Regions from separate parts of the Homo sapiens genome. Here regions 1, 3, 4 and 5 are each linked to region 2. A link is a loop called in an ENCODE intact Hi-C map of the cell type or tissue named here. Cell type or tissue: heart right ventricle. All regions are shown on one strand.

Region 1 (5,000 bases), 570 kb before region 2:
ATTAAATTACAACTCCATAATGCAAAGTGTGGCATATGAATTTATACTATAAAGTTCTATTGCATGTCACTGAGACTTTCAAATTCATAGTAAAGGTTTCTCTCAATCTGCGTACAGAAATTTCCTTTGTCTTCTCTGTTGTCATCCTTACAATTTACCGCCTTGGAACGATTAACCACCCTTAGTTAGGAGAATGAAAACACTCTTAACTGTCCAGTGAGAAATACACCTGTAGTTAAGACAGGTTTTCATGAACAATAATAATAATATACAGTAAACACCTGTATGGGGTTCACTCTGTACCAAGCACAGGTCTCAGCAGGTACTAACTCACATAATCCCAGCCTCAGAGCATGCTCCTATTATTATATTTAAGGAAACGTTTCTAAGCACACATTTACATACTCCTAATCAAGAGTTTACAATCTGCACAGGCAAGAAAAAAGGCAGGAACAATACTGAATGGCATGCTCAAATAACTGATGAGCTCACATTCTCCTTCACGTACCTTCTGCAGCCTGGGGCTCACATTTCCTTGCTGTGTTTCCCCTGAACTGAGGTTCTTGGTTCCTCTTGTCACTGGATAGGAAAATTAAAAAAAAAAAAGCATTATTAAAAGTTACAAGATCAACTTACTTAATACAACTTGGTTTATACTTAGGAAGGAAATAGTGAACCATTTTGATGATTCAAATATATTTGGCAGAATGGGTCTCTTACAAAGGCAGGTTATATTTGGATTTCTTGGTAAATGAATATTCTAAATGTACCAAAACCACTAGCTGTTTAAAAGACTCTTCCATGTAACTTAGTGTGAAAAATGAAACATTTTTTGTAGCAAAAATAATCAAATCCAATTATGCCTGTTTCGTATGTTTGAAATAGTTATAGGATTCCTATACAAGATGATCAATTCTTCCAATGCAAAATGTTCTCTGGATTTTCGTACTCCTTACACCTTTAGCACCTGGAAAATTTTAGCCAAATGCCATATCATAAAAAACCAGAAACAAGCCAAAGTCATGGAATTAGATCATGGATTTAGGAGATCTACCAAAATAAACATACAACTCATTTAACATACAATAAAGCCCAAGCTGACTGGGACACATGCAGCACGGTCTCTCTCTGCCTCCCTTTACTCTAAGAACTCAATGCTAAAATTAAAAGCAATTTCCTATTATGTTGATTGAAAGATTAAGCTTTATATACAGTCATTCATCACTTAACAATAGGGATACCTTCTGAGAAATGTATCGTTAGGCGATGTTCTTCTGCAAACATCAGAGCGTTCTTACATAAACCTAGATAGTACAGCTAACCACACACCTAGGCTATATGGTACAGCTGACCACACACCTAGGCTATATGGAATCATCTATTGCTCCCGGGCTACTAACTTGTACTGCTGTTACTGTACTGAATACTGTAAGCATCTGTAATACAATGGTAAGTATTTGTGTATCTAAAATTAGAAAAGGTAGAGTAAAAATAAGGTAGTATAGTCTTATGGGACCACTGTTGTATATGTGGTCCATCATTGTTAGAAACATCATGTACGGCATTTGATGGTCCTCACATCCAGGTTATCCAGAAGTGTATGAAAAGAAAATGAACTCCTGGGTTTCTGCAATCTCTAAGGTCCTGCAACCACCTCTCTCCCCTGTTTCTATTCCTGGCTCTCTCTCACCTTTTTATTGTATGAACTCCTCAAACACTGAAAAATGATCCGAATATAACTGCAAGTTGCCTGTGATGTTTACAAATTCTTTCCTTTCTTTGTTCAGTTTTGCAAACACTCCAATTTTCATTTCAGCGAAGAAGAGAATTTTCTGCTCAGGTATTTCTTTGAGATTCTATTCTTCAGGGTCAAGAGCAATTCTGAATTCTGAATTCCAATTCTGAGCCAAGATGGACTAAGCTCTTAATTATAATGGGGAGGGAAGGGAAAAGACCACTTCTCTCTTTGTGTCTTTTCATTTTAACCCAGTCACTGAAAAGAGTGAAGGAGGAGGTGGTTGGTTATCAGAGAGCCAGAGCTAAACTGAGCTGCCTAATTTTAACAGCGTCTGAGACATTTCTCACTCTGGCACTCTAAGCAATGCAATAACCCAACTCCTCATGGCCCAAAGCCCCAGACTCTGGTTTTCAGACAAAACAACAACAACAACAACAACAACAAAAACCCACCGTTATGACAGTCCTGCCGCTGAGCTAACCAGAACCTGGCTGCACTACTTTCCATTCACTGCCCAACCCTTTCCTGCCTTGCAGACTTGGAAAGCAAAAATGACATTTTGGAAAACCTGGTTCACCTTCCCAGCCAGAAGTGCAGAACTGCATGCCTCAACCTCCAACTTCGGACAGGCCTCCTGACAGCGAAGATCAGAGGCTCAGGGCACCCCGGGGCCCCTCAGGCAGGGAACGTGCATTCCCACCCCTGACTCCCCTCGCACCGAAGCTGCACATGCTCCTTCTTCCCTGCCTTCCTCTGCATGCTCCTTGGACCCAAGCTGAACCCTTTCTTCCTCTCTCCATCTACAATTACAAACGCAAATTCTCAGCCAAGGATGAAAGAAGTAAATTGTAGGCTCGCACAATATCAATAATTCCGCGGGTCACAGCATCCCGCACAAGGACGCCTTCTTATTGCATAATTAACGCGAGGAAGGCTCTTCCCGCTACTCCCGCGAACTAGGGAGGTCTTCAAGTCGCCAAAACACACCGGGATGTGGCTCGCCAGGACAAAACCCGCGGGTTCCCCGGTTTTTCCGTGCGCCCCGCGGCGGGGAGAGGGGCCCAGGCGCTGAAACCCACCCGCCTGCGCGTCCCCGAGCTCACCCTACTGGAGCGGCGCTCGTCCGGGTCCTTAGGCTCCTCCCCTGGCCCTGGGGGCGCCGCGCGGGTCGGGCTTCGCCGGGCCTGTGGGCGAAGCGCGCGGGGTCCTGGGAGCTCGGGAGGCCCGCCCCACCTTGCCCCGAGGCCTCCGCGCCGCGGCCCGTCGGGTCCCGGGATGTGGCGGCGGCGGCAGCGGAAGTAAGGAAGACGCCCGGCGCGCTAGACCGGCTTTGGGGGCCAGAACGCCGGCACCGCCTCACGCGGCCCCCTCGCGCCTATCCGGCCGTGCGCGCCGCCTGCCCGCGCGCGTCCCCGCCGCCGTCCCCGGCCGTGCGCGTTCCAGCGGGTCGCGGGGAGTGGGGAGGGGCGCGGCCGCGGGACCCCAGGCCCGGATCCCGAGTCTCCCTTTCTGCCGCTGCAAAAGCGTTCTTTCTGACCGAGACCTGCGGCCGGAACAAGTCCCGCTGGGCCTCCATCCAGAAAACAGGTTCGCTTTTTGAGAAAGAAAAAAAATCCCAAACTTGGAAAAAGGCAAAAAACCAAACCAAAACAACAACAAAGTCACACACACACACAAAACCACCTTGGAAAAATACAAAAAATAGATAAGTAAATTTCTTAAATCCCCAACTTGGAAAAAGGCCACTTGCTTGCGTTAAGGGTAACTTCTAGCATTTTCTAATAAGCCTACTTAGTAAAAGGGGGACGTTCTATTCTTTAAAGAACCCCCTTGGCTGTCCGGGTTGGGGATGTAACTGTTGTCTAGGTACAGTGGATTAACGAAGGACAATGATAACGGCCTGACCAGTTTACAGACCTGAAGAATTGTAACTTCTTAACCTGCAGAAATGGATAAGGCCTGAGTCAACCTCAAAGGTATTGGGATTTTATTGCCCCAAAGAAGATAAACTAGTTTTATTTTTATACAACCTACATGTTTGTTAACTACCCGACTATATCTGTGTCTATTTAGCAAACAAGTAAAATAGATACGTGTATGTATACACACACACACACACACACACACAATTTTTCAAAGCTTTCAAGGAACAAGCGTTTTTGTTTTTGTTTTTTTTCTTTTTTATTGGTTCCCTCCTTAATGAGTTAATAATATTGAGGGAGCTGGCTGTTTGAGTATTTCACTTCTAGCCCCATTACTAATCATGGTTTAAAGGTTCTGTCCCTCATGCAGAAGACGTTTACTGAGCCCTTTTTTGGGGCCCTGTGGTTGAGATGAGACATTGGGTTTCCCTTTGAGGATTTGAATCGATACACGTGCACGGCAGAAAAGAAGTAAGTAAATGTGAAGCTTGGATGTGATGCAGCATATTATGCAGGATTTAAGGATCAAGGCTCTGGGAATCAGACCACGTGGATTCAGAGCCTTAGTCACTGCATATGACTGTTGACCTTGTCACACTCTCATCTCTCTGTGTCCCAGTCTTCTCATCTACAGAATGTGGTACTAGGCCGGGCGTGGTGGCTCACGCCTGTAATCCCAACATTTTGAGAGGCGGAGGTAGGTGGATCACCTGAGGTCGGGAGTTCGAGACCAGCATGACCAACATGGAGAAACCCTGTCTCTAATAAAACTACAAAAAAAATTAGCCAGGAGTGGGGGCACGTGCCTGTAATCCCAGCTGCTCGGGAGACTGAGGCAGGAGAATTGCTTGAACCCAGGAGGCGGAGGTTGCGGTGAGTCGAGATCTCGCCACTGCACTCCAGCCTGGGCAACAAGAGTGAAACTCCTTCAAAAAAAAAAAAAAAAGTGTGGTACTAAAGAATATTGTAGAGGATGCATTTAAAATACAAAGCACAGTCATCCCGCAGTAGTAAACACTGCAACAAACACACACTATTGTCACTGTTATTACTGCATTCCCAAGATACTGTTCAAAACTTTAAAAGATGGAGTTTGTTCTAGAGGCTTACACATTGACAACTAAGGTAACTGAGGTTTTTTGGTTTTTTTTGTTGGAGTTTTTCAAAATAGTTCCTCTTTTTTTCCTATAAATGAATGTCTAGGAAAATATTAGTATTTAGTCTTTTTTTTTTTTTTGAGACGGAATCTCGCTCTGTCGCCCAGGTTGGAGTGCAGTGGTGCCATCCCAGCTCACTGCAACCTCTGCCTCCTGGGTTCAAGTGATTCTCCTGTCTCAGTC
Region 2 (5,000 bases):
TTCATCTGATTATGTTTTTCGGCTCCACCTTGAAGTTTTCGGCACAGTTCAGCATGTTCCAGACCATCAAAGACCAGCTAGAGCAGCGGACGCGGATCCTGCAGGCCAATATCCGGTGGCAACAGGAAGAGCTCCACAAGATCCAGGAGCAGCTCTGCCTGGTCCAGGACTCCAACGTCCAGGTGATCCCCTTCCCGGGCTGGCCTCTGTCCCTGCTGCTGTGTGGGAAGGGGTCCTGCCGCCATTTCCGGGCAGCCAGGACTTCCTCCCAAGCCCTGTGAACTGCCCTGCCAAGCCCCATTTGCTTATGAAAGCATATTGCAGTCTCTGCAAAGGACAAGGAACAAATCCCGGTCCCCATCCCTGCCTCCAGGCCACACCCCTGATGTCCTCTTCCCTCGCCCCTCACTCTGACAGGCACATCTGCTCACTGCCTCCACCTACGTTTGCACTTGTGCACTTGGCGTTGGATTGCCCTGCATGGATGCCTGCCTCGGTCCTGGGTAGTACCTCCCTGCACCTCTATAACTTTGCTTTCCTAGCTCCCAGCCCAGGCTGCCATCAGGAGGAGATGGAAGCAGCTCTGTTGTTTCTCATCCAACGCAGGCATCCAGGGAGATGTGGGAAATGATGATATCCATATCACAGCCTACTGGAGACTGCAGAGGGAGCTGGGTGGCTCCCCATTTGTGGTGTGCCAGCAGGGAAGCTCTGCAAAGCCTAGCAGCAGCAGCTCTCACTGTGACCCCCAGATATTAGAATTGTTTGGAGAGGTGTTGTTTTGTTTTGTTTTTTGTTTTGTTTTGGAGGAAAACCTTTACATATTGGATCTCTTTTAATAATATATAATGTTTTACTTACATTAGTCCAGGACTGTGTATCTTCAGAAGTGCCTGATTCTGACCCAGCCTTTGATTGTAAATGTAACTCTAGCTAACCTTGGCGTCTGCCCTGGGAGCACTAAGCATTTGGAGACCCTTAGAAGGGACAGAAAGAAGCAGAAATAACATCTCTGCTGGAGCACTGTCCCTGTTGCTTCCCCCATCACCATCTACGCAGACCCTCCCCTGGCCACACAGCTTCTGAAGTGCAGCCACACCTACCATAGGTGACAGGCGGGTTCTGTCGGGGCACAGCGCCGTGAGCCGGTGCACGCTGAGATTAATACACAGTGGTGCAGGTGTCTGGGGGCTTAGGGAGATGCTCATTTGGCCATCCTGCCTCGCTGAGGTCCCAGCAGCTCCGCCTGGCCCTCAGGGGCACTCCTGGTGGCTTTCTAGATGCTCACTGTCCCTCCCCTTCCTGCCCCTGCACAGGCCTCTCAGAGGTGGCTGCTCACCTTAAAGAGAAGAGCCCCGCCCTGGACAGGCCACCTCCCCACCTGCTCCCCTCAAGACACGGCGTGTGCGCCTTGAGCAGGCTTCACTCAGACAGCCTGGGCCATGCCAGAGCCCTGCTGCTCTCCCCACCTCCTCAGTGCACCCTTAAATTGACCAGAAAAAGGCTCGGCCTTCTCGTGAAAAGAAATGGAGTCACCGAGCTGCCATTCCACCTTTTACCAGAATAGGTAAAAAGTGGCTTTTGACTTACGCCTTCCCAGCTGGAATATTTTTCTCACTGATCCAGGGCCTGACTGGGAGCCCAATGCTTGCCTGACTCCAATTACTTTAATGGAATTTTTACACTAACAGGAAGGGGGAAATCGAGCCAGAAACTGCTAAAATTGAGGTAGGCGTATGAACATCCCCCTCAGTGCCTGGAGTTTTTCTACTTCCTGCCTTTTCTGAATTTTAAAATAACAGGCAGCAAGGTTATCGCTTTCACTCCTGTTATAACAAAGTATTTTTCCTCCTTGTGACCTATGCCTTTGGTTAACCCCAAAGTACCTATGCCACAGTGCACTGAGGGATGTTCTGAGCCGGCCGGCATGGGAATTGCACCCTCCGGTGCCTTCCTGCCCTGTGTTCATTCCTGAGGCCTTATCTTTGCAGTGGAATTTTCCAGAGATCATGGAAATCCACAGATAGTCGAGACAGAGGATATTTCCTCAAGGAGCCTGCCTTGTTTTTTTGTAAGACTTAAAGAAATATGTTCCAAAATGTGATATTTGTTTTTTTTAAACTAAACTGTGTGATTCAAGTGTGAAGAATAAGCAAGTAGAAATGACTCCAGCCCACCCCCAAAAGTAGAGGGATAGATAAAATAAGAATGACAAAACACTGATGATTGTTGAAGCCTAATGGTGATGCCAAGGTTTCATTATATTACTTGTCTATTTTGTATACTTCTAAAATGTCCTGTAATGACAAGTATTTGTAGAAATAAGCAGATAACACTAATGAAAAATCATCTGTGAGTGTAGGATTGGTTTGTTCTTGAAAATTAGAAGTTGTTGGTTTGTTTTCTCTGATAACTTTTCCCACTTGGAGAACTTTTTTTTTTTTTTATGTTTTCTATAAAGTTGACCTCAGAGCCCTTTTAAGTCACCATCTCCTTAAGCCACAAAATTCTACTTTATTGTTGATAAACAGAAGTACGGCTGTGCCCAGCAGCAAACCAGGAACCAGTCCCCCACCCAGTGGCCTTTATCCCAACCTCAGTGGACTTGTGATGCTTTACTTCATTGCTTCAAAACTTTCGTCGAGGCTATATGTGCCTGTGATGCTTACTATTTTTTTTTTTCAAAAAAACCTTGGGTTATGAGGAAGAAGTCCTGAAGGGCTGTTGGTGTTTGCACCTGGATGGGGTCATGAAAATGGGGCTACCTGGACAAGAGCTGTTGTGCTGAAAGGCCCATCGCCCCCTCCAAGGCTGCCTCTTGCTCTTTTTGAGAGCATGCGCGCCCTCTGCTGGCTGCTCAAAGGAATGCCTAGAAGGACACCTGTAGCAATGGCAAATGACGTGTTCCTCAACTGGTTCATCCATCCATCTATCCATCCTTCCTTCCATCCAGCCATCATCTATCCATCCTTCCATCCGTCCTTCCTTCCTTCCATCCAGCCATCATCTATCCATCCTTCCATCCAGCCATCATCTGTCCATCCTTCCATCCGTCCTTCCATCCAGCCGCCATCTGTCCATCCTTTCTTCTGGCCACCCTCCCTTCTATACATCCTTCTGCCCGTCCTTTCTTCCTTCCATCCATCCTTTAGTCCATCCATCCATCTGACAGACACCCTTTATTTACCAGGCACGTGGTTAAGCACTGTGAGGATACAGAAAGATAAACAGGGCAGGGTTTCTACTGTCAGAGGATATACATCGATGGGACAGAGTAGCACACCTTGCTGTTACAGTCTGTTACATAAATAACACCAGCAGACATAGTTTGCCCTTCTCTGAGTGAAAGCACCATTCATATGTTTATTCATTCATACATGCATTTATTCCATTCATTCATTTATCAAACAGTTTTTATATGCCCAAAGAGGCGAAGGAGGAAAAAGCTCCTTTTTTCATTTTGAATGTTATTATCTGACATTCATTCAGTACTTACTATGTCTCAGGTCATTTATATGCATTAACTTCATTTAGTCCTTAATAAGATATATGCTCTTAATGTCACTATTTTTTTTTAATGTCACTATTTTTTACTAATGAGGAAACTAAGGCTTTGAAAAGTTATTAAAATTGCCGAAGGCCATACTGCTAGTAAATGGTAGGGTGGGAATTTGAGCTAAGATAGGTCTGCTTTAAGGTAAATTATACTGCCTCTCATCAATAAAGGTTGGATTTATTCAAACTCTAATCAAAAGGTAAATTGTGTCCTACCAGAAAAACGCATGGTAATTGGGTTTGACTACTAGGTTTTTGCTGAAGTGATGAAGTATAGGTTGCCCTATGTGCTATAAATGAGTCTTATTTTAATAGGGAGCTGGGATTGCATGAAACATGAATCCTCAAAATGTGTAAAATGATGGATACCCAGAAAATTCTTCTTAATTTCTAAAGTGACAAGGAGTCCTCATTTCAAAACTGCAGGCTTCTCTGTGGTGGGTGGGGCATGAGAGGAGTTTGGGGAGGTCCCGTGGGATGGTAGAAAGATCAGAACCCAGCCCCAGCTCAGCCACCTGCCCATCTCGGGCCTCTGGTAAGTGGCTCGACCCCACCCATGAAACAGATGCTTGAGCGAACTGATCCGTAAGTCTCCCCAGCGCGCCTGCATGGTGGGATCCTCGCCTGCCTCTCCAAACCTGCGCTGACACTCAGCAGATGTCAGCCTGTCGGTCCTGTACTGCATATGAGGTGGGACTGCACTGAGTACAGGAATGGGGTGAAAAACGTCAGATGCTGGGAGCCAGAGAGCCTTCCCCCTAAAGAACTCCAGGCTAAGGGCCTGATGGACTGGAACAGTGTATGTTGAGAATCATGATAGACACAGTGCCATCTGATGTTTTTAATACCCAAGAGGTACTTTTGTTTAAAAAGCCAGTTTCAGGTCTGTCATTAAATTATTATTAAAATTACAAAAGTTGTCTTTCTTAAAACTTTAGAGTCAACTGACAGATTCCGTTTTATTTATGAATCTACTAATTTGGTCTAAAAAGAGCAATGCTCTAACTAGATTTTTATTTATGTTCAATTAGTTGATAGGTTGATTGTGAATAATCAACATTATCTACCAAAACTATTCATTTACACATTTAATTTATCTGAATCTTTCAAGCATTTTATGTACCTAACAAGGCAGACTTATAAAGCTAAGAAGTAAAATCTTTCTAAGCACCTAAACAACTGTTTTATTTATTTATTCATTTTTAAGACAGAGTCTCACCCTGTTGCCCAGGCTGGAGCGCAGTGGCACGATCTTGGCTCACTGCAACCTCCGCCTCCCAGGTTCAAGCAATTCCCCTGCCTCAGCCTCCCAAATAACTGGGATTACAGGCGTGCGCCACCATGCCCAGCTAATTTTTATATTTTTAGTAGAGACAGGGTTTCACCATATTGGTTAGGCTGGTCTCAAGCTCCTGGCCTCAAGCGATCTGCCCGCCTTGGCCTCC
Region 3 (5,000 bases), 370 kb before region 2:
CCCGAGTAGCTGGGATTACAGGCATGCGCCACCACACCCAGCTAATTTTGTATTTTTAGTAGAGACAGGGTTTCTCCATGTTGCTCAAGCTGGTCTCGAACTCCTAACCTCAAGTGATCCACCCGCCTTGGCCTCCCAAAGTGCTGGGATTACAGGTGTGAGCCACCACGCCCAGCCTAAAGTTCAGATTTCTAAGTTCATACTATCAGTATGACTACAATAATTACCTTGTTTGTCCTGGCCACCGTTAGGAAACAGCGGAGGTGGGCTAAGAGCAGGTTTGAGGCAGGGATGCAGTTGGCCCGTTCAGGTAGAGACTGGAAGACAGCACTGGGTTGGACCAGAGTCCTAGTCAGGAGCTGAGACCAGATAAGCCCCAGTGGGAGTGAGACTTACCCGGGGGCCTGGTCTGTGCCCTGACTGATAGAATTCTCACACAGGTCCTTTGGGGCCCTGCTGATCAGGGCAAAGCTTTGGGAGGTAGGCTGTGGCTGGAGGTGGCAGCTATGGGGGTCCCAGTGTACATGGTGTCAGACTGGCCCATCTCACTGCCCTTGTGCCATTAGGACTGGCAGCCAGACCACCCTAAGCTTGACCCTTAGCTCCCGCCACCTGGCTTTGAGCACCAAGCTCTCAAGAGGCACATATTTACTGTTGCTTCTTAACCTCAGTAGTTATTGCAAAAATACTAAATTATTCCTGTGATTATTTTTGAATTTTCTATTAAAAAATACCCTCATTCATAGTTAATATCCAGGATTCATGGCCCAGTGGGTCTTGAGTGAATGGTAACAGTATGATTACCTATAAAAGGTTGAATTCTAGAGACACCCACAGGTGGCCCAGCCAGGCTCAGCTTCCGTCATCTTCTGAAAGATGTTTTTGTCCATCTTACTTCCGATGGCAGAGGAAGTTTCCCAAACAAACTTCTCTCAAGAAAGTCAGGAAGATAGGACAGAATTTCCTCTCATTTTGCTTGAGATAATGGGGCTTTGAGGTCACTAACTCTTGAAATCTTCTTCCACCCAGATTTTTTGTTCTTTGTCAGCATGAGTACCTGGGATCTTACATGTAGCCCCTGCATCATTTCAGAAATGATCTCCAGTGCCCAGGCTCTGATGCCCAACAGACCTGAAGTTACATCCCAACCTGAACAGGCGGCTTTTGCTCTCCAGGCCTTCATTGCCCCACAGTGGGAACAATAATAATATGCACCTTCTAGGTACCCAAAAGCACAAGAGACAGTGAACGGAAAGTGCTTGGAAGCCCCGTGCCCAGGTGGTGCTGGCCCCAGCTGAACTGCGGGGATAGATGTTGAGTGTCCAGGTTCTAGCATCATAGAACAGAATCCGGCCTGTTGGGAAATCCTGCCTACAAGTATACCTCCATTAATTAGTGTCTTCTGTGAACATTTTTATTAAAAAAAGAAGAAAAGCTTCTCAACCCAAGCCCAAGGGCATGTCCTGATTTGTTGAAAGTAGTTGTAAGACCATTTCATTATTCACTCTACTTTTTCATATGTTGGAAATGTTTTATAAGAATAAATACAATAATATCAGGCTGTGTGCGGTGGCTCATGCCTGTAATCCTAGCACTTTGGCAGGCTGGCCAACATCATGAAAGCCTGTCTCTACTAAAAATACAAAAAATTAACTGGCATGGTGGCGCGCACCTGTAATCCCAGCTACTCGGGAGGCTGAGGCACAAGAATTGCTTGAGCTGGGGAGGCGCAGGTTTCAGTGAGCTGAGATTGTGTCACTGCACTCCATCCAGGCTGGGAGACAGAGTGAGACCTTGTCTCAAAGAAAAAAAAAAAGAAATACAAAGATATCAGCTTAAAACAAAAGAACTCATTTGAAATTTGCCAGTCTTTTAAATTTTGTTTTCTTTTTTTAATACTATTTGTTTTTGAGAGTCTCACTATGTTGCCCAGGCTGTTCTCAAACTCCTAGGCTCAGGTTCCTCCCATCTCAGCCTGTGGAGTATCTGGGATTACAGGCACATCCCGCTGCACCCAGCTTCCTTTCCTTATAAGTTCAATGAAACCGAATTGTATGCTTTTGCTTTTTAAAAAGCTGTGCACAAAAATGTCATTTTATATATTAATAATTATTTCCCTAAATCTATTCTTTTGCGTATAGGTTTGGAGAACCTCTGGAATGATACTCCCAAAATATTATTTTTTAAGAAATTATTTTTGGGTGGTGGCCTATTGGGTAAATTTTTCCTGAACTTTCTATTTTGTATTCTTGTCATTATTTGGATAGTTTTACAGAAACAAAAGTTGTATTCTGTGAACACAGAGGGAGAAAGAGAAATAATAAAATTATTTCCCCTTCCACTGAGCTGTATGCAGCAAGAGTTTGGGGGCAGTGAGGTCCCGGGGTCGGTGGAAAGAGGGGACAGGGAGCCACAGGGCGGGTGCTGAGGTGGACACAGCCTTGGGGAGCACATTGCCTACTCAGTCCATGCCCCCATCACACCCTTTGCCTGCAACGCGCCTCCAGCTCTGGAACTCATCCTCCACTAACCCGGCACCCACAGGCCAAGCTGTCACGCAAGGAAGCGGCCACGCGAGGGCGTGATCTACCAGGGATCCGTGCCTGGGTCTGTGCATCCTCCCTTCTGCAGCCAGAAGAAACCCCTTTGAAGAAGCGGGTGGATGACAAGCTTGCAATACACCGGGGAGGGGAGCAGCATCCCCAGAGGCTTTTCCATGCACCCTCTTTCTGAGCAGCTCTGGATACCCTGGGTCAGCTCCCACACAAATTGCTCATAACTCATTAGTCACCCTTAAAATTAATCTCTCCAACAGTGACATCCTGTACTCAGGCGGTGTCTTAACCCCCTGAAAATGCCTTCGTGGCAATGTCCCTGTGGCATAAGCATGCCCCATTTTGCAAGGGAGGGAATTAAATTTCAGAGAAGTTAAGCGATCCAGGGAATTTCAGTAGCAGAAATAAGTCTAGAACGGAGATTACCCAACTTGACTCAAATGGCAAAACGTTTGTCATGGGGAATTTAATTCTTTAAACCTTTTCGTTGCTTTATCTCCTTGCTTGGAATATTCACCATCCATGTGCCCACTAAATCCTGACTGCTCTGAGACCACGTTCTTCATGCCAGTCTTATCTCCCGTGCCTCCTGGGCTTAGGAATCTGATGAGCCTGAGTGTGGATCTGGGTCCTGCCCCCTGACTGTGTGGGGTTACCCGGATTCCCTGAACTTCGGTCTCCCCTCATGGAAAATGGGGATGGTATGCCTTCCTACATGAAGGCGATCTCAATATAGTTACCAGCTGGCGACTATACAGGCAGTTGTCAGTCAGCCTGTGGGACACATGGGTGGCTGGATCAGTCTGGCAGGAGCAGGTGGAGAGAATTACCAGGTGATATGCTGACCCCACGAGGACCAAGGACCGCACTGCTCAAGCCTTCACCTGCCACTTGGCATTAAAGCCTCTTTACCCTTGTCTCCCCAACCGGACAATACATTCCTAGGTGGGAGGGCCCCTGCCTTTCACTGCTGCTGTCTTGGAGCTAGGCAATGTAATTTCATGTATCAGATGACGGCTGTCAAGCACTAAGTTTTGTTTGTTCCTTCTGCTGTCTCCTAAGTTCACAAATAAACAACAGCCCTGAGAATCCTCATGGCGGCTTTGGAACCTCGAGCATCATAAAGTATATTCGGGAGTCCGGAGGGCCTTGGCTCCCTTGTGCTGGCAGGGCAGAATGAAGCTGGGTGCATTGTGTGTGCCCCACCAGCACAAGCGCTAGCATTTGTCTCAATGCCGGGGATTCCTGGAGCACCCGCTGTTCTCTAGACGCCCCCTTTACCATGGCAACATCTCTGGGCCGTCGCGTGTGTGGAGGACTTTTTTTGACCATGACAGCTAATTCTGAGTCTTGTTACCTCCATGCGTGGAGGAAGGCACAGGCCCCGCTGTATGGAGGGCAGCCCCCTCTGCCCCAAGGTGGGGAGCCCAGGCTGAAAGTTCACACTGCCGAGGTGGGAGTCTTGTTTAGAAGGTAAGAAAAGTGGCCAGGCCCGGTGGCTCATGCCTGCAATCCCAGAACTTTGGGACGCCAAGGCAGATGGATCACCTGAGATCAGGAGTTCGAGACCAGTCTGGCCAATATGGTGAAACCCTGTCTCTATTAAAAATACAAAAATTAGCTGGGTGTGGTGGCTCACACCTGTAATCCCAACTACCTGGGAGGCTGAGGCAGGAGAATCGCTTAAACCTGGGAGGTGGAGGTTGCAGTGAGCCGAGATCGTGCCACTGCACTCCAGCCTGAGTGACAGAGTGAGATCCTGTCTCAAAAAAAAAAAAAAAAAAAAAAAAAAAAGCAGAAGAAGAGAAGAAGAAAAAGAAAAAAGAAAAGCCCGTGGGCTTTGGACACAGGGCCTGGGGGATGCCCGTTTCATCTCCACAGCAGCTCCTAGAAGACGGAAACACTTGATGAGGCAGGGAAGGTGGCCGAGGCGTGGGATCTGCCCATTCTTCAGGTATTTAGATGGCACCGAGCCACCCCTCTGGGCCTGTGCCCTCATGAGGGCTGTGCTGGGAGGGAGGCTGGGGCTGGAAGCCGGGGTTCCCCACCTGGCAATGGGAGAGGGTCTGGCTGAAGCCAAGACCCATTGAGGCTGTAGGGTCCTGTGCACCAGATGGTTGGGAAAGGGGTGAGGCTGGTTGGGGAGGAGGCCTTCACCCCACAGCCAGGAAGCTCTGTGGGGGAGGACACAGATGTAGATGTAAGAGCCTGTGAATGCTGTGGCCCGGGCTCCCCTGGACTCTGAATATCCGCCTCCTGCAGGCCCAGGGGACCAGGACAATCTTCCCGCCTGCACAGGTTGAGGACAGAGGCTCAGAAAGGTGCAGTGGCTTGCCCAAGGTTGCACCGGGTTACCAGTGCTGGAAACCAAGTCTCCTCACCACCTTCCCAGCCACTCCCCTTTCTACCATAGCTTGGTGCCCACTGCTCCCTACCCTGCCCCTT
Region 4 (5,000 bases), 81 kb before region 2:
CAGGTTGTTCTGGGAACCCCTCTCAGCCTCTCCTTTCATCAGGCTCCCATAATTATTGTTACTGTTGATCATGATTTCTTGTGTGGTCAGTTGCTAGGTGCAGATGCCTGGATTTCAAACTGGGGGGGATGTTACAAAGCTTAAAAAGACTCCGGAGAGTTTGTGTTCTAGGAAAACCCAAGAAACCCAGAACTGGAAGAGCCCCAGAGAGATGAATGTTACCGGGCGTGTTCCCTTCTCTCTTCCCTGACGCTCCCCTGTGCAGAGGATCCTGCAGACATGGCTAAAGGAGATGCAGCAGGAGATCAGAGGGTGGGTGGAGAATGAGAGTGTTTATTCCCTTGGCTCCCTTCTTGTCCCTTCACTGAAGGCCGCCTCCTATGGGACACACTCCTTCCAGGTTTGGGAAGTAATTTCCCTCTTGTCCCTTCCCCTTACAGGTGTTCACAGCTCTGCCGTTCCCCACCTCAGGTAACCACACTGTCCCTCTTGGTTCCCTACTCCCCACCCACACCTTTACAAAGAGCCCCCCTGTAAGTCAGCACTCCTCAGAGGATCCCACCCGCCTTCTGCTTTCCTGTTGGGACCCTGATTCACACACCTCGTGACTGTCTACGCCACGTAGGACACATGGTTATCTGGGGTAAAGGCTGTACGGCATCCCTCCATTGTTCACTCTGGGGGTTCATCACCTCAACCATTATGTCTCAGCTCCAAACAAAATCTCCTCTGCTTTCATTTAAGCTCCTTTTCTGTTTTCTGGCACTCTGTGATCAAAATAAAAAAAAAAGTAGATGCTCAAAATCCTTCTCACTGAAAACTTTATACGGTTGAGAAGAGTCATTGTCACCCCCTAAACTTCTCTGTGATTCCTTTAACCTGACCTCAGAGGACTGCTTTTCTTCCCTTCCATCCTGTTCCTTGTTTGCCTTCAAGCTGGTTCCAGATCCTATTATTAAGTAAAAGGGTGACTCTAAAACGCAAGGGGGGATGGACACCCACACTCAACAGCAGCCGAGGTGGAAGTAGCCCATGTCCATGGACAGATGAATGGGCAAGCAAAACACTGCGTTTCCGTGCAATGGGATATCACTCGGCCTTAAAAAGGAAGGAGAGTGTGACCCATGCAGCAACATGGATGAACCCTGAGGACATTACGCTGTGTGAAATAAGCCAAATACTGTCTGGTTGCACTTACATGACAGACCTGGAATAGTCAAATTTATAGAGACAGAAAGTAGAAGGGCAGTTGCGAAGCCTGGAGTGAGTAGGGAATGGGGACTTCTTGTTGAATGAATAGTTTATGCTTTGCAAGGGCAAAGAGATCTGGAATGGATGGTGGTGATGGTTGCCTAACAGTATGAATGTGCTTAATGCCACTGAGCTGGGCACTCAGCAGTGGTTAAGATGGTAAATTTCTGAGGTGTATTTTATCACAATTTTTTAAGTGAAAAAATAACATGGTAGACAACAGAGGTGACAAAATAGTAAAAATATCAGCACGGAGCTTCTGTGACAGGTGCAATGGGAACTCAGCTTAGAGGCCCTCTCCTCACACTGGGTGCAGCTCAGCTGAATGGCTTAGTCGGGTCAAGTGAGAGGAACGGGGCAGGGAAATGAGAGGGATGCTGAAGAAGAGGAAATGGGTGTAGAGCATCCAGGTTTTATAGATTCAGGAAATGTCTGCGGGATAAACATACAAATCACAGAAGATGTGGTTGATAAAGAAGAGCTATTAGTCATTTTTAGATGTTTAGTTTATGACTCAGCAACCCTGGTCATCCAAACAGGATCCCAGGAGCTCAGGAGAGTGGACTGAGGAGCAGCAGCCAGCCCTCCTGTGGACAAGCTCTGTCCAGGGGCCCCTGGTAAAGAACACAGCGTGGCCGGGTCCTTGCTCATGCCCTGGGGCTTTGATCAGCCACCATTCTCCTTGGAAGCACAGGCTTGGGGTAGGGCATCATTCAATGAATTGACATAAAACTTTGAACAGATTCCATCTGGAAAACATTAAGCACAGGCCTGTTTGCAGATGTGTTAACGCTGACTCAATTGTAATACAGGCTTTAACTTCTAAGCAGCATTTCTTGCTAGTCCATTGTGGAATATGCCTGCTGTTGACTGCATGGGCATTATGTGAACAGGGGCTGTGGCTGCAGAATTCATCTTTGCTTTGGCTCAGACCCATGTTTGTGTACGTAGGTGACCAAAATCACAAAACTAAATGAGCTCAGAGAAAGATTGATTGGCTCCATTGAAAATTTTTATCTGAAACTTTATATTTCAAGAGTAATTGGTGGTGCATTTGCGAAGTGCTGGTTTGGGAGTTCCGACTGAAGACCCTGTGTGTTGAGCGTAGAAGCGGGTGGGCAGTGGTGATTCAGCTTCTCCATGGTCCCCACCTTTACCTCGATCACACTTTGCCCTCCCAGCCACCGCAGCCTTCAGCCTCCCACTCCCACAGCTGGCATTGGCCTCATGAGTGCCCTGAGAACGGTTCTGCTTGATGTGCTGACTTGGGGGGCGCACCCCAGACAGGTGGGGCTCTGGGAAATGTGTGAATGAAGAAAGGAGCCAGGGCTATGCAGCTCTGAGGGGTGGAGGGAACCCAGGCCTGCGTGTGGTAGGAGAGGAAGCTGGATCTGTGGGCCTGAGAAGCATCAAGCCAGTGGCCTGGGAGAGTAGAGGCTCCGGTGTTGAGGAAGAACATTCCTGGATTGTTACGTAATCTTTCACATCTGTGCACCTTCGCTGTCTCAAGGAGAGTAAACGCCCTAAGGGAGGAACTGCGGATTACACTCCTTTGGGGCTGATTCTTCCAGGCCACTTGTCAGAGGAGCTTGTGTGGTTTGAATGGACAGATAAACACTCTCCTTTAGGATGTCATAGGCCACTGGGGTCCTGCAAGCAGGAGTGAACAAGGCCCGCTGTGGTGTCGCTAACGGATCCCAGGCAGGCACTGGGAGGTGCGTGCGACCTAAGGCTTGAGAGGAACAGATGCTGCTTCACTGAGCAGGTCTGGACAGCACTTCTCAAAGTGTGGTCTGAAGACCCTTGGGGTCCTTGAGGTCAAGACATTTTTTCAAAATATAATTAACTCGTTATTTGCTCCTTTTAAAAGAGCTCTCCTTGTCTCATGAGTGTACACGACATAATTGTTCTGACTTTTCCAGAAGTTACTTGACATCTGATGACTTCATTGCTCCGATGCCCAATGAAAGAGTGCCTGTGCATTTAAACATTTCTCAGCCTTAACCCACATACACAGAAGTGCTTTGGAGACCTCAGTCCATTTTGAGAGTGTAAAGGGGTGCCAGGACCAACAAGTTTGAGAACCACTGGGCTAAGACCAAAATGACAACAACCTGAAAGACTTTTAAGAAAGATGTAGAAGCAGACAGTAATTATCCATTCTTTTTAATTTTTTTTTTTTTTTTTGCAGGAAAAACTGCATAGAAAATCTAATGGATGAAGATGAGAAAGACAGAGCCAAGAGGTAAGATGCAGCTGTCCCCCTGCTCAGCAGAGCTCTCTGGCCCCCGGGGGTCTGCCTGGCAGAATCTCGCTGGCTTTCACTCTGTGCAGGTGAGGCCACCAGCAAGATAGGCAGCTGTAGGACACACTCTCTGTGACATATTGCAGTGCTCCATGAGAAACCTTCTAGAGAGCTCACTCAGCCCTGCCCCTCACTGTGAAATGACACATTGTCTAGGACTGGCTGAGTGGTCTGGGTTTTTGTCATGCTCCTGTGTACCCCTGTTGACACTGGTCATCTTTCAGGGCTTCTGGTTACTGCTTTTCCAGGACAGACACTGCTTGACAAGTCAGGCTGACTGGAGCCCAGCAGGCCTGGATTCAAGTCCTAACTCAGTTGCTGGGGCTCTGTCTGGCTTTGGATAATAATAATGATCATTGCCACACAGTGAGCATGCAGTCATCACCCAGCACTGTGCTAAGCACTTTTGTATACATAGATTAGCTCAGTTTCCTCGGCTGTAGATTGGAGATGTCATAGACACCTTGCGCTGTGGTTGGGTCAACTAAAAATACTAACTTGGCAGCTGGCATGTGAGAGCCCTGATAACCTGTCTATGTTGATTCCTTCATTGGACATGTATTGAATGCCTACTAGATATGCAGTGGAATCATAACAGTGACATTGAGAGGGTCAGGAACAGTTGAATGTCATCAGTTTCACACGATTCACCCAAGTCGGCAGTTACTGTGCCATGCTCTGGGGAAAAAAACGTGAGCAGGAAGCTCCTCAGTGGCTCACTGCAGGTCATTCGGGTGGAGGCCCAGCCACGAGCCTTGGCAGCAGGGGACATCCTCTCTGGAGACACTCTTCATTGCAACCCCACTGGACCAGCCTCCTTGCTGTGATCTCACCCCTTTCTGCCTCTGCCACTGCTTGTGTGTGGCAGGGCTCTCCGTCCTCTGTGACAGCCTCGTGAGCCTGCAGAGCTAAAGGGTTTGCCCACTTCCCTTCACAGAACCCACTGCTTGCTTGTCACCTGTAAATGGTAGTGCCCTCAGGTACCACCCAGCTCTGTGGCTGCAGGGCAGCTGTCGTTCCATGTCACCTGGAGAGGCAGCCATGAGAACCACAAATCCCTGGCCACCCCCAGACCTGCCAGACCTGAGTCTGCAAGGCATAAGGGGAGTCTGGGTTGTTTTAAACTCCCCCAATATTTCCTTTAAAAAAATCAGGGAGCAGAGGAAATGGCCAGAAGTGTAGACAGAACAGCCTTCATCCCAGGATCTGGGAGATCAGCACTGGGGACTCTTAGTACTCTTTACTTTTGCATATGTTTGCAAATTTCTGCAATAAAAATTCAAACAGGCATCAGTGCATAGAACTCCCCAGCTTATCCTGAAGTGACAAGCCCTTTACTTGGCATTGGGACCCAGGTGCTTTGCAAACTGTAGGTCACAACCTACAAGGGTTGCAAAATCCACTTGGGTTCCAAGCAACAAATGAATAGACTAGATTAGACCAG
Region 5 (5,000 bases), 150 kb before region 2:
AGAAATGTTAATCACCCTTCAGGCAAGGGCACATTTGAAAAGCACCACTCTTGGGCATGGACCTCTGATCATCCTTCTACTTCCTCACTCCTAAGTGATAGTGCATAGCCCAGGAACACCCACCACCTGCTGTCCTCCAATAGGAAAGGAAAAGGCAAGATGACAAAAGAAAAAACCTTCTCAGAGTCAACAGACCACACAAGAAAAAGATACCTTGAAAGCAAAAACAACCTATCAGTAGACTTCCTGGGGACATCATGAGGCAGCCAGCATAGCTCTTTGGTCTTTGTTGCATGCATTGAGGCATCCCAAATATCCTAACGCGAATAGAATTGTTAGTCATCAGACTACGTGCAATAACATGACAGGTGGTAGAAGAAACTTTGAGACCACGAAGAAATGAGAATGCCTCTATTTTTTATTAATTTTTATGAATGCCTATATTTTTTGGCATACAAATGCAAACATTTGTTTTCTCCTTAATTCAGATGGGTTAACTCCATTTCTTTTTATTTTATTTTTATACTATAAGTTCTAGGGTACATGTGCACAATGCGCAGGTTAGTTACATATGTATACATGTGCCATGTTGGTGTGCTGCACCCATTAACTCGTCATTTACATTAGGTATTTCTACTAATGCTATCCCTCCCCCTCCCCCGACCCCACAACAGGCCCTGGTGTGTGATGTTCCCTGCCCTGTGTCCCAAGTGTTCTCATTGTTCAGTTCCCACCTATGAGTGAGAACATGCGGTGTTTGGTTTTCTGTCCTTGGATAGTTTGCTCAGAATGATGGTTTCTAGCTTCATCCAACCCAGCAGCTAGTCATGGTTCTCCGACATGGGCTGGAGTCCTTTTGGAGTATTTTCACAAATAGTCCCCGTCAGTAGAAGTCAGATCTGTCTTTAGTGTTGTATAGAAACATCCATCCATTATTTTTTCAATCTCAGAACTTGATGGCTTCAATTTTCCATTATCCATCATGGAGGGTGAAGACCTTTTAGAAGCAGACAGCATCATACGTCCACATAGGTCACGGGACAAACAGTGCTGATCACTGCCTGTTGACAAAGTGTTGACAGTAAGGGAGGGGAGGAAACATTTTCTTGTAGCTAGAGAGGTTTTTTGAGGAGGTGGGTTGGAGTGAGGACAAGGGGAAGCCAGTCTGGCTGCTACATTGACCTACCAAATCTTGTGTTTGGGCTGGGCACAGTGGCTCATGCCTGTAATCCTAGCACTTTGGGAGGCTGAGGCAGGTGGATCACCTGAGGTCAGGAGTTCAAGACCAGCCTGGGCAACATGGTGAAACCGCTTCTGTACTAAAAATACAAAAATTAGCCGGGTGTGGTGATGGCTGTAATCCCAGCTACTCGGAAGGCTGAGGCAGGACAATCACTTGAACCCAGGAGGCGGAGGTTGCGGTGGACTGAGATTGCGCCATTGCACTCCAGCCTGGGTGACAAAGCAAGACTCTGTCTCAAAAAATAAATAAATAAAAATAAAAATAAATTGTGTGTTTGCCACGTCAGCACTTCAGTTTGTGTTGTCTACGAAAGACATGGCATACAGTATCATAAGTTACTGCAAAAGATGCCTAATTCCCTGGAGATCAAGATCTAATAACAAATACGAGGAAAACTTTAAACCCCAAGTTGTGGGGTGTGTGGTAAGGTGGGGGCGGATGTGTCAGCTAGAACCTTGCTGAGAACGATTGCTCTGCAGCTCTGTCATCTCAGCTCATCTAATGACCAAAAGCAGATGGAAGTTTTTGTGTGACCTCTCCAAGGCCTTCTTAATGGTCAGAGAGAATTTTCCTTTTATGGCCTCCCCCCTTTCCCCTTCATAGCATTGTGGGAGAGAGAGATTCATTCACAACCAATTTGCATGGCAATTTTTTAGAGGTTTTATGATCTCTCAAGCAAAATAAAATCTTCTTTACTTTCATTTGATCTGAAAAGGTACCACTTTTGGAAACTGTCCAGGGGAAGCACGGGACCCCTGGATTTGGATCCAGTTCAAGGTGGCCTTGATGAAAATAGACCCCTATCCTGCATTTTACATCTCCTTCCTGGCTTTTCTATTCTCTCAAACCTGCAAACCCATATTCTTTTTGCCTTCGTTTGCTGTCATTTACCCCCTAGCATGCTGATTCTCAGCTGCCAGGGCCCCAAGTCCTTAACTTGCTCTCCAGTTATTCCTGGGATGCTTCCTGGCAAGGCTCCAGCTGCTGGCATCATTGCTCTTGTCCTGATGTGTGTGTGTGTGATTCTCATGACCAAGCTGGGCTCTGCCTGGGCCTGCGATCCCCGCTGAATCCCCTGCACCTCATGTAGGGTAGGCACATCGGCATTCTATCACATTCCATGGAGAGAATGAGAGAAGAACTGTGCTGATTCCTGACTGCCAGACAGCAGATATGAGCCCCTCAAAGAGAGTCTCAGGAAACTCACAGCACCCTGAGCCACCTGTATCTCCCTTCCCACCCTGGGCAGGTCATTCATCATCCTTGTCCCCTGATTTCTGTAGAGACCTGCTCCAAGCGCTTACCTGACGGTTGCCATGTTGTACCTGCCCTGGCAATTGTTGGCTCCTCCTCAGCCAAGGCCTGCTGCTATTGCTGTACCAGTTCAGGGAGTCATGTTCCCGGTGCTCTGTGAAAAATGGGGATTTATTGGGCAGCAAGGTGGTGCGCTCCAGTGTGCGCCACATCTGTTTGGTCTTGTACTGTTTGGTATATACACAGTCCCTCGGTGGGAGTTGTTGGTTAGCCTTCCAACTGTGCAGTAGGTTTTTCTCCTCTCGCCATGCCTGGTCTAGTAGCATTCTCCCCAGAAGAACGTTGCTGCTGGTCTGCTTAAGAGACCTGGATGGGCCCCTGCCTGGCAATGACCCAGGAAACAATGGGGGTGCTAGTGCAGGAGACACCATGCTTAAATTTTAAAAGGAATAGTTAATTCTTCTTGGGCTCCCAGTTTCTGGGAAGCTGTGCTGTGTTTGTGTGAGTTAGGTGTCCAAAGTGGTCAGCTATCTAACCTCTCTGTACAAAATCTCCTTATGTTTTCCTCGTGCCATGTGTCTAAGCACATATCTCTATGAAGCAACGGCATCTCTTTGCCCATTTTGTACTTCTTTGGGTGGTATCATTCGGATGTGCTTCCCTGAGGCGATGTCTGTGTTTTCTAACAGCTCAGACTTTGGCAGCTCTTGCATCTATTGCAGCCTGTTTATATGAGACACCTATAAAAACATTCAGCCTGCACCGTGGGTGTGCCAGCAGCACCCTATGACCTGATTTTAAATCACAGTGTGTGAGTGGCCATCGTCTTATGGGCCAGGGCATTTTTAAATGGTGTAACGAGGACAGCGCATGGCCCATAGCAGAAAGCTTTGACGCCCTGATATGGTCACTGTGACCAAGTGGCCTTGGCAAGTTGCATAAACCCCATGACTCAGTTTCTTCGTCTGTGAAAGGGAGATATTGATACTCAGGATGAGAATCAAGAGGAGAGAATGCTTGTTAGAGTTTCATAAAAATGAAAAGTAGTGCTATTGATTTATTTTGCGCTGTGACCAGTTCACTCAAACTCTTGCACACCCAGCTGGGTAAATGCCAGCCTCAAGGTGTTTTCTTCTTGAATGAAGTACTTGGTTTTTTCAGACAAGGTACATTCTAGCAAGTAAAACCCCAACATATCCCAGTGTTCTCTTGAAAGCTAACATGAAGTGGGGGAAGTGAAATACTTCAACTCTAGAAGCCAAACACTCAGAATGTCTTGGCAGTTGCTTGGGGCTGCACAGTGTGCTTTTGAAAGCTTTTGCCATTTATAAGAGCAAAGTACCCTGATAACCTTTTGTGTCTGGGATTTCAGTCCAAATCAAATAGCCTCTGTGTATCCCATGGATTCTGAAATTTTTATGGGATGTGTGGGGCTGTTTTGCCATGATGAATGTGACATGTGCTACTTCATGTGGCCTTTCTTTTTTATCTAAAGAGGCTTGGCTTGCAGAATGGAGGCTCAGCTCCCACAGTTCTTAAAGGATCCTATTGTTTGTCTCCTATGTCAGCATCCCCTGAAGAATAAGGATCACCTGGTTTTCAACGGAACCAGGAGTTTATTCTTCAGATTGGAGACACACTCCCAATTCTGGTTAATAAGCTGGTTTTGAGGTGGAAGGAAAGGACCCTAGTGATCATCTGGTACAACGTGGTGCACCTTTTCCAGGTAAAAACTAGAGGCTCAGAAAGCAAAGAGGCCTTTGCTGACTCCTGGAGCTTGCCCGGCACCGAACAGACCAGCCGACCCCTTCCTGGTGGCTCAGTGCTTCTCTTTCTCTGATGAGTCCTGAAGAGGCTTCCTCACCTGGAGAATCAGGGGTTTCTCAGGCCCTGCTTCCAGAGAATCCATAAGAATGAGGCTTTCTGGGCTCAGCCGGCGCACTCTCCACCCAGAGGTTTTGGGAGGGCCACGCCACAGGCCAACTACCCACTCTGCCTGAATCGCCTTATCTCTCTGTGTGCTCTCCACAATCTGCTCTCTGCCGTGAGTAGCATAAGATAAGGAAGGCTGGGTGCTAGAGGCAGCTGGGTACAGGGAGAAACAAGGACAAGGATGGACACGGACCGTCCACTTGACTTGTGGGAACCAGCTGACTCTCTTAGGTGCGGACATCTGACTTTTTTCAGATAGACTGAACGCACAGAGCTCATTCATGCCTATGAAGGAGACTAAACTGCCTACTTACTTGACCAGCTTTTAATAGTGCTTCTCATGTATGCCAGGCGGGGTCAGGGTCAGCTGCAGGATTTTCTCACCCGTACTTTTTAATCCCATAACATTGCCATCCTTGGCCATCCCTTTATCATTTTTCTTTTCTTTTCTTTTCTTTTTTTTTGAGATGGAGTCTCACTCTGTTGCCCAGGCTGGAGGAGTGCAGTGATGTGATATTGGCTCATTGCAACTTCCACGTCCCAGGTTCGAGCCATTCTCCTGCCTCAGCCT

What was found. A loop is a pair of places that touch in the nucleus more often than their neighbours do. Peaks named below come from ENCODE experiments on the same cell type or tissue, not always from the same donor. Only the 100,000 strongest peaks of a DNase experiment are listed, where the experiment ranks them.
Region 1: a loop joins it to region 2, with 4 times the contacts of the local background. A loop is called at or near these places in 21 of 110 quality-filtered maps.
Region 3: it touches region 2 in a loop (12-fold over the local background); 108 of 110 quality-filtered maps call a loop at or near these places.
Region 4: a loop joins it to region 2, with 2.0 times the contacts of the local background. A loop is called at or near these places in 7 of 110 quality-filtered maps.
Region 5: it touches region 2 in a loop (2.8-fold over the local background); 29 of 110 quality-filtered maps call a loop at or near these places.

What each region holds. Positions count from the first base shown.
Region 1 is chr2:100,414,533-100,419,532 of GRCh38, forward strand. It overlaps CHST10 (carbohydrate sulfotransferase 10), which reads right to left and starts at 3,136. Exons shown (of 7, transcript NM_004854.5): 1 at 2,842-3,136; 2 at 509-579. RefSeq lists silencers at 2,632-2,781, 2,792-3,241. In heart right ventricle, no CTCF peak of the experiment used is centred here; a DNase peak (open chromatin) is centred at 3,019; H3K4me3 peaks cover 2,377 bases; H3K27ac peaks cover 1,654 bases.
Region 2 is chr2:100,982,196-100,987,195 of GRCh38, forward strand. NPAS2 (neuronal PAS domain protein 2) reads left to right here. Exons shown (of 21, transcript NM_002518.4): 16 at 36-182. Among named protein-coding and RNA genes, the nearest start is that of NPAS2-AS1, 7.5 kb to the left of the region's middle. RefSeq lists enhancers at 750-1,251, 1,252-1,751 and silencers at 2,683-2,878, 2,763-2,902. In heart right ventricle, a CTCF peak has its summit at 2,845 (motif pointing left); a DNase peak (open chromatin) is centred at 2,826; H3K27ac peaks cover 1,688 bases.
Region 3 is chr2:100,607,911-100,612,910 of GRCh38, forward strand. It overlaps LINC01849 (long intergenic non-protein coding RNA 1849), which reads left to right. Exons shown (of 3, transcript NR_146956.1): 3 at 1,030-1,448. Among named protein-coding and RNA genes, the nearest start is that of LINC01849, 6.7 kb to the left of the region's middle. In heart right ventricle, CTCF peaks have their summits at 2,567 and 2,771; a DNase peak (open chromatin) is centred at 2,581.
Region 4 is chr2:100,901,291-100,906,290 of GRCh38, forward strand. NPAS2 (neuronal PAS domain protein 2) reads left to right here. Exons shown (of 21, transcript NM_002518.4): 2 at 3,443-3,496. The coding sequence starts at 3,465. Among named protein-coding and RNA genes, the nearest start is that of NPAS2-AS1, 73 kb to the right of the region's middle. RefSeq lists enhancers at 1,091-2,290, 1,997-2,519. In heart right ventricle, no CTCF peak of the experiment used is centred here; DNase peaks (open chromatin) are centred at 1,781, 2,701 and 4,451; H3K27ac peaks cover 3,892 bases.
Region 5 is chr2:100,829,817-100,834,816 of GRCh38, forward strand. The region is part of intron 1 of NPAS2 (neuronal PAS domain protein 2); the gene reads left to right. Among named protein-coding and RNA genes, the nearest start is that of NPAS2, 12 kb to the left of the region's middle. In heart right ventricle, no CTCF peak of the experiment used is centred here; a DNase peak (open chromatin) is centred at 2,224; H3K27ac peaks cover 3,581 bases.